3 separate regions of the Mus musculus genome follow, and all the other regions are linked to region 1. The links are chromatin loops, found by intact Hi-C in ENCODE. Cell type or tissue: left cerebral cortex. All regions are shown on one strand.

Region 1 (2,500 bases):
TTGAGTTGTTTGATGACCAGTTTAGTGCTCTCCCTCCAACCCCCCCCAACACACACACACACACACACACACACACACACACAGACCGTGTGCCCCCTCCACTTCTCTGGACATAGCATCATTTCTCTACATATAAGCCAGAGCTAAAAACTGTCTGGGGCTTTCTGCCTTAAGTGGCATCAAATGAACACATCTAAGTAGAAACTACTCTGACACCCTTCTCTGCCGAACCTCAGCTAGGGACAGTCCAACTGGACTTCCTTTGTGTGTCTAGGGTTGTATGCAAGGACTGGCACTGTACAATGCAGCCAATCTGGCTCAGTGCTTAGATTCATAAATCCCAGAGCTATTTTTAATGACATAATCTAATCAATTGATAGCAAGGCTACCAGCATGCTGACAGGCAGGAAGGGAGCAGAAAGTGAAGGGGGGGGATGGGGGTCTGTAAAGACCTACCAGACATTTCTTCCTTCTCCCCTCCCTGAATCGTTTGGAAATCTTTAGATCTCTGGAATAGGTAAGAGTCCAAGAATCACTGATATTTTAAATAATTTTAGGGCTGCTTTCCCGTGTTTTCCAAGAAGACAAATCTGTAACTGTGGAGGTGTTTCTCAGACACACCACTGAGCGCCTGCCTCCCTGAGGACCACACAGTTCCCCCAATTTAAGTATCTTTAGAGCAGACACAGGAGGAATTATTTATTATAAATTGATAGTATCGTATATTGTTACCCCTGTGCCTTGCCAGTAATGAACCCTAATATTCATCTGGTAGTTGCTTTGAATTGCAGTAAGATGAAGATGAGTGGAATAAACAAGCTGAAACAAACTGTGAAATTGCACATGATGGAAATCTACCTCTGCCCCACCCCCAACAGCTTATAAGGCTATAGGAATAGGTTAATATCCCAGCTAATGATGGGCCTTAGAAGGTTTTCCTTCTTTTTACATGCTGGTCCCATATCAGCAGAACTAAGTTCTGGGTGGGGGAAATGAACATCTATACTCTGTGCCTTAGGGTTGGGAACTGACCCAGAGAGATGTTTGTGTGACGGAATGGAGCTCTCCTCTCCGGGTGGGAAGTGCTCCTTGGAGGATGGCTGAGGAGCAGCCGCGCCCTGAGCTCCCTCTTTCAGATTTCAGGCAGCAGCTTGTGTGTTCTGCTACAATTTATTTCCTTTGATACCGGTTAAAAAAGACAAGCACCAGGAGTGAGCGGTGGTGCCGCTGGATGTAGCCAGCTGGCCCTGTTTCTTTTTTCTTTCCGTTTTTTTTTTTTTTTTCTGCCTTCCCAATCAGTTGCTGCTTTAAGAGGTATGTATCAGCGCTGATTTACTCTGGACCTCAGAAGGGGCTTGACCCAAAGTTGCTGCCGAAAGCCATTTACCTGCTTGCCTGGAAAACCACCAGTCAGCATTTGGAGGAACAAAACAGGGATCCCACGAATTTCCAGTCTGATAGCGAAAGTCTCCTCCGCCTGCGGGGGCGATATACATTAGGTGCCTGTCGGAGCCCACTTGCTGCGCTCTCCGCGGCGGGCGAACTGCGAACTGCAAGAGCATCCGTGATCTCCGAAGTTGGTGGAGTGAATAACTAAGCAGGACCAGCTGACTCCAGGCTCCAATCAGCTAGAGCGTGATGTAAGTGTTTAGCAGCTGCGGGGGCTCTGAATTATCGTGGCCAAGTAGAGGTAGTACAGCATGGCCAGACTGTGGCGACAGGCTCGGAGAAAGCAGAGAGTGAGATGGATGAGTCCAGCATTCTGAGACGGAGAGGGCTCCAGGTAGGCGAACCTTCCATTCTTGACGTGCAGCCTTGTCAGTGGCGAGCCATTGAGGATTTCAAAGTTCCCATGACATTCCTATACTGGGCTGCGTGCTCAGTTCTTAATATCTACTTGGGAGTGGGGTCTGCTGGGGCACTCGTTACAGGTCTGACACATGGTGGGGTTCAATGAGGGGAGGGTCTTTTGTCAGAGACAATAGACAGGACTTTTAGTCTGACACTTTGGGCATGGTTGTTCAGGAATAGTTCAGTCTGGGGTGGTGGCGGCAGCTGATAAGAAGCTCGGGTGTTTTATGAAATGTCAGGGAAGTCTGAGGCAGTAACAACTCCGTCTAGTAATGGGAACACAGGACTGAGTTTTGCACAGAGGGTCACCTCCTCCTGGTGGCATCTGTGTGACTGCCAGGCAGTTGTCTGCAGCTGTTAGATGTCTACCTGTCGGTGAAATGAAAGTTTCTACTGGCAACTGGATCAGACTTGGCTGTGTTTAAGAGACTAGGAGGGATGTGTGTGCCACCCCCCCCCCTTGCTTTTCTGTGTTCAACTTTGTCTAATTCACTCTCTGTCTTTCTCTTAGAGTACAAATGTATGCCAAGTGAAAACTTAGCAAATATGAAAACTTAAAAAACAAAACCAACAAAAACCCCCATCTGCCTGGCAGTTGTTGAGTTTAAGGAAGCCATAGCTTAAATGTATTCAAATTAGTATTTGTCTA
Region 2 (2,500 bases), 140 kb after region 1:
TACTTTCCCACCACCGGGGTTGCACCCGTCCACATAAGTCTCTGCTTTAAAACATAGTTCAACTTCCCCCAAATTGGCACAGTTAGTTTATTCCTCTTTCTGCTGATGGCCATATATAGAAAAAAAATCTAATTATTTCTACCAGGCACCGTCCCTCATCGCTTGTGGACTATGAGTGATGCTGAGGAGTAACTCTGAGGAGAGGAGAAACAGAGCTTCCCTAGGGTGGCAAGTTCAGTGCCTAGGTGTCAGGGGGCGGCTGTACGGGGAGGGGGGTCGTTGACATTTTGCTTAGAGGAACTCTTTTATGTATGATACTGTTGCTTTATATTTTTCCTCCAGTCTGCACTGTGAAAAGGACTCTTTATTTCACTGAGGTAAAAAGTGGGTCTGTGAGTGTAGCGACTTTCTTTAAAAAAAAAAAAAAAAAAAATCAGAAACCAATTACTTGATATGCAGAGCTGCGAGCCTCGCTCCTTTAACGAAATCAGTGCAGTGCGCACCACAGTTAACCTGAGGAAAGCCGCTGACAGCTCTTGATTCTGCTGGAGGTGGAAGGACCCAAACTTACAGGATCCCCCCTCCCCCTTGAGAGGTTGTTAGTCCAGTCCTTTAGAGAGGTTCCTTTTGGCGCTCTGTCATCACCGGGACGCTGGCAGAGAGTGTGTGTGTCATGGTTACAATAGAGCGCTGTAACAGATATCAACCATGAAAGCCCAGCGGGAAAGACTACAGATTCCGGGGCTGACCTTGGAGTAAGTATTGTCTGCCTTTAATATTTTAATGCTTTCTGCATGACACTGGCTTTCTCATTCCGGGGACCAATAGCTATTTAGCATTTGTTTGTACTGACAGCCTCAGAGCACTGCAGTGTGAGGTGGAGGACCATGTTTTAAATGCATGGCATTTGGTTCCAGCTGATGTGCAAAGCCAGACCAAGCCGGGTTTTTTTTTTTTTTTTTCCTTGCACTGCAGTCAGAGGGAAGGAAGGCGCCGCTGCATATTTAAAGTTGCTGTGCCTCAGTTCTGGAAACATCTTAACAGCTCATTGTGAAAGAATGCATCAGTAGGCCATGGTATAGCTATGTCTTTCTCCTCTCTTGCTGTTTGTTTGTGCTCATAACGCCTGTTTCTGAAGAAAGGCCCCTGTCTGCCTTGACTAACAGAGAGCATCAGGATGGCTGGGCATGCAGGAGAAGGGTTATTTGTGACGGTCATTAGATGGGACCCACGTTTCTTCAGTGCAGCAGAATATTAATGAACTGAAGAACGTTTTGAATCCTCCCTGCAGTCTCCAGCCATGGCATGCAATGTGTTTACCTAGTTGAGGTCTGTGTTTGCTTAGCTAGTTTTTTTTTTTCTGCTTTTCTTCTTCATTTTTTTTTTCAAACCCATTAATGCATCTCACTGCCTTCTGATTTGATGCAGCGCCGTGAAAATGTCCACATCAAATTTGTGGCGCAGAAGTTAGACATCTGTGATGCAGGAAGTGTCAGCAAATTTTTATTTTAAATCTGTTAGTGGAAGATGCAGAAGCTGTGAGTGAGTCTGCGCTGACACACTTTAAAGAATAAACAGTAAAATATGAGCCTGGTAGGAAAATAAAAATACCTGTGTCATTTACAGCACAGATAGGGGAATGTGTTTTTTGGTGAAATCTTTCTATCCCCTATAATAACATACTGGACTCTCTTAAGAAGAGAGCTCTTAGGTGTCCATAATTAAGTATTCATTCCCTTTGAGTTTGTAGAGGCAAGAGAAATTATCTCCTAAATTAATACGTCAATTAATATACAACATCCTGGTGACTACTTTTTAAACCAGTCCTCCCTTTAAAGTCTCTGCTTATTTTATTCAAATAAAATGCTGGCTTATAAAAAGTTGGAGTACTCTCAGGTCCTTCTTGTCAGGTATAGTGTTTTTCCATAATAGACATAGGACTAGTATTTGCCCATTGCCCTAGTTACTTTCCCACCTGACCCCCACAGTAGCATTAAGCTTCATAATTTTCTTGGAATATCTTAGTGAGAGCTGTACGTTCTTCTACTTTTCCATTCATCCCTGGCCACAGCTTCAGGTGTAGAATCCGTAGCACTACCCTTCTACAGGAGTTGGTTTTGAGCCATGGACCCCTGTTCCCTTTGAATTTCAAAGATCCTATTTCATATTAAGCATGTTCCTCGCTCCATCTTTAAAATCTTGTCCATAACACAAGGAGACAATTTAAAGTAACTTAAAAAAATAAAATACAATTGATATATCCTGTTTTAGACTTGAAAGGCTAAGAGGTTGTCACAATTTTTATGAAGTTGCTCATGACACAGGATACAGAAATCAGCTGAGTACCAACATCTCTGGATTTTGATTGGGTATCAGATAGCTCCTCTTTGGTCTGGCCTCTATGTGGTCAATGTTAGCGTGCATCTAGACTGTTGCTTTCACCTAGGGAACAGAGATAGTAAAATACAGGATTATACTTACATGCCCTGGAAGTTTTCTC
Region 3 (2,500 bases), 190 kb after region 1:
CAAGACCAAAGGGCCTCTCTTCCCAGTGATGGCCGACTAGGCCAACTTCTGCTTCTGTGCAGTAGCTGGATATAAAATTAACTTGTTTATCTTTCTTACAGTTGAGTATTGTAAGCATCCATTTGTTTAATAACATAAGAGAGTTTCTGTCTTCCAACTGTTCATTGTGTTTTTTGTTCTTCCTCCTGTATATAGCATCCTTTCTATTTTCTTTCTACATTTTTTCCTACATTTTATTTTGACCCCTCTTTGGTTCTATTTTTGTAGACTTTCTCATTTAGAAAAGTCAGTGTGCATATCAGACCTTTTTCCTTAAGTTCAGGAAAGAGTTTAGAAGCCGACCTAATGGACTTACAGATGTGAACCACCTTGAGCAATACTCGTTCATTTTTAGGTGCTGAACACAGGGGTAGGAATGAATCAAGAGAGTTTACAGCAGAATTGCCACTAGGCCAGGATCAGGTAGAGTCTTCATGGAAACTCTGCATCCTCCCTGGATGTAGATACACAGACACAGATTCTTAAACAGGGAGTTGAAAGCTACCCAGTCCTAACAACTTGGCCCAGAGAAATTAATCTCTATATAGTACACACAAATCTGTCCATAGATATTAGCTTTTTAATACTATTCTGTTTGGGCATGGGGCATCTGGAGGGAGAGTAAAAGATCTGTAAAAAGGACATTACGAAACATATGAGGGGAATGAGTTGCAAAGGATTAGACCTTCTGTTTTCTACCATTTTTTTTCCAGAGCTACCCTCCCAGTTGGGTGACAAACCTATCTTCCCATCCCACTTGCCTTCCTTGGAGAAGCAGTGACTGATATTGACATATTGATAAATGAATGAGCAGTCTGGATCCCAGACTATATCCACTGTTGTATTGGCTTAGTGGCTGTCCAATAAGTAGAACATCTTGCTGAGTGTCTGTGTGTTGGCCAAGACCAGCTATGTTCTAAGGCCTTCAAAGGCTCAGTTTCTTCTCAGTTCATCAGCTTTATGGCAACTGCAACTCAACTGTGCTTCCTCTCCTCTCTATATAATTATTTTGTCTGTAAGGAAATGTCAGTAATTCTGACAAATTCAATCCCATGTTTACCGACTGCCTTGCCTTCTGAATCATAGGTTACTAAATCAAGTCATACAGGTTAGAAGACAGGTTACACTTGAGTGTCACACCCACTCTTATCATCAGGGAGTGTGGGAATCTATCAAGTACTTGCTCTGTATTAGCTAATATATCGCTAGCTGTGTGTGTACTTTACCTAGTCTTACCTTTTCAGTGTGGGTAAATTCAGATCTTCCCAAACCTTTTCAGGGAAAATAATCCAATATATTTAGTTAAAATTAGTGTTGGGGTCTGGGAGGTGGCAGGCAGCACTTAAGAGCAAGTACCACTCTTTCAGAGGACCAGAATTTGGAGGTAGCACTTAAGAGCGTGTACCACTCTTTCAGAGGACCAGAATTTGGTTCCCAGCACGAATGTTGGGTTACTCATAGTGATCTGTGATTTCAGATCCTGGGTATCCAGAGCCCTCTTCTGGACTCTTTGAGTACCTGCACCCATATATGCACATTCATACTTTTAGATCACATAATTGTAAAAAGTCTTTGACATTAGCTATTAGCATCGGAAGGTTTCAGATATTCCTGAAAATGGAAAGCAGAGGTGGTGAAGAGGGAAAAGTAAAGGGTTGATTATATCAGTGGACCCATTTAAGTTGCTGCCATGCTTATAGGCAATGCCAACTAAATGAACTTTTTAGAAAGATTATGGAGGAGAGTTGGGAAGTAAAGACATCAGGTCTTACTTAAGCCCATTCAGAGCAGAATTCTCGCCCTATGTATATATCTTCACCCTCTGTGTATATGACTAAGCACTCCTCTTGGAAACTTGACTCCCCTTCCCACACCTTTTCCCTCTGTGGCTGCAACCCTAGTCGCATACAGTCTTTCTAATATTCCTGGTCAGCTAGTCAGCTATTTCTTATCCCTCAACTGCTCTCTTCTTTCATGGGGTAGATACCTGAATTCAAGATTTTTCTAGCACAATTTCAAATCCTCTCTCACAACCTTGATTGCTCTTCTATGGCACCCCTCTTCCTCAACAAGCTCAGGAAATCTTTGGTTTGTCTATGGGATGTAGAGAGGGTACTCAAAGGGGAGTTTTCCTTGTGTTTGCCTGTGATATTTCCTGAAGTCATGCTAGGACCTAAGAAATGTTTGTACTGATATCCTTGGTGACAAAGAGTTGTAAGAGAAAGCCTTCAGAATTTAATAACATTGTTGTAAGAATACTGAGAATTTAGGGTTCTGTGAGGGTATTGATGGATGTCTTCATACTGCTCAATCTTGTGTCTCATAAGAGAAAGAGTAGACGCTTAGTGGAAATGACTATTCAGCAAGCATCTTTAAAAATGTCTGTGTAAGTCTGAGCCTATTCAGTTCTGGAAATACAGAATACAGTATAATCTGGCCTTTGCCCTGAGAAACAGTCTCA

What was found. Hi-C counts contacts between places; a loop is a spot of excess contacts. Peaks named below come from ENCODE experiments on the same cell type or tissue, not always from the same donor. Only the 100,000 strongest peaks of a DNase experiment are listed, where the experiment ranks them.
Region 2: it touches region 1 in a loop (2.1-fold over the local background); 4 of 42 quality-filtered maps call a loop at or near these places.
Region 3: it touches region 1 in a loop (2.2-fold over the local background); 5 of 42 quality-filtered maps call a loop at or near these places.

What each region holds. Positions count from the first base shown.
Region 1 is chr13:103,096,031-103,098,530 of GRCm38, reverse strand. The region is part of intron 3 of Mast4 (microtubule associated serine/threonine kinase family member 4); the gene reads left to right. Gm30050 (a long non-coding RNA gene) reads right to left here and starts at 1,471. Exons shown (of 2, transcript XR_382842.1): 1 at 1,388-1,471. In left cerebral cortex, a CTCF peak has its summit at 1,523; DNase peaks (open chromatin) are centred at 1,168, 1,599 and 2,091; H3K4me3 peaks cover 2,177 bases; H3K27ac peaks cover 1,315 bases.
Region 2 is chr13:102,956,293-102,958,792 of GRCm38, reverse strand. The region is part of intron 4 of Mast4 (microtubule associated serine/threonine kinase family member 4); the gene reads left to right. It overlaps Gm30106 (a long non-coding RNA gene), which reads right to left. Exons shown (of 4, transcript XR_382843.4): 4 at 2,279-2,442. Among named protein-coding and RNA genes, the nearest start is that of Gm30106, 50 kb to the right of the region's middle. In left cerebral cortex, no CTCF peak of the experiment used is centred here; DNase peaks (open chromatin) are centred at 743, 1,020 and 1,445; H3K4me3 peaks cover 2,083 bases; H3K27ac peaks cover 1,366 bases.
Region 3 is chr13:102,908,894-102,911,393 of GRCm38, reverse strand. The region is part of intron 4 of Mast4 (microtubule associated serine/threonine kinase family member 4); the gene reads left to right. It overlaps Gm30106 (a long non-coding RNA gene), which reads right to left. Exons shown (of 4, transcript XR_382843.4): 1 at 1-2,500. Among named protein-coding and RNA genes, the nearest start is that of Gm30106, 2.3 kb to the right of the region's middle. In left cerebral cortex, a CTCF peak has its summit at 1,542 (motif pointing left); no DNase peak of the experiment used is centred here.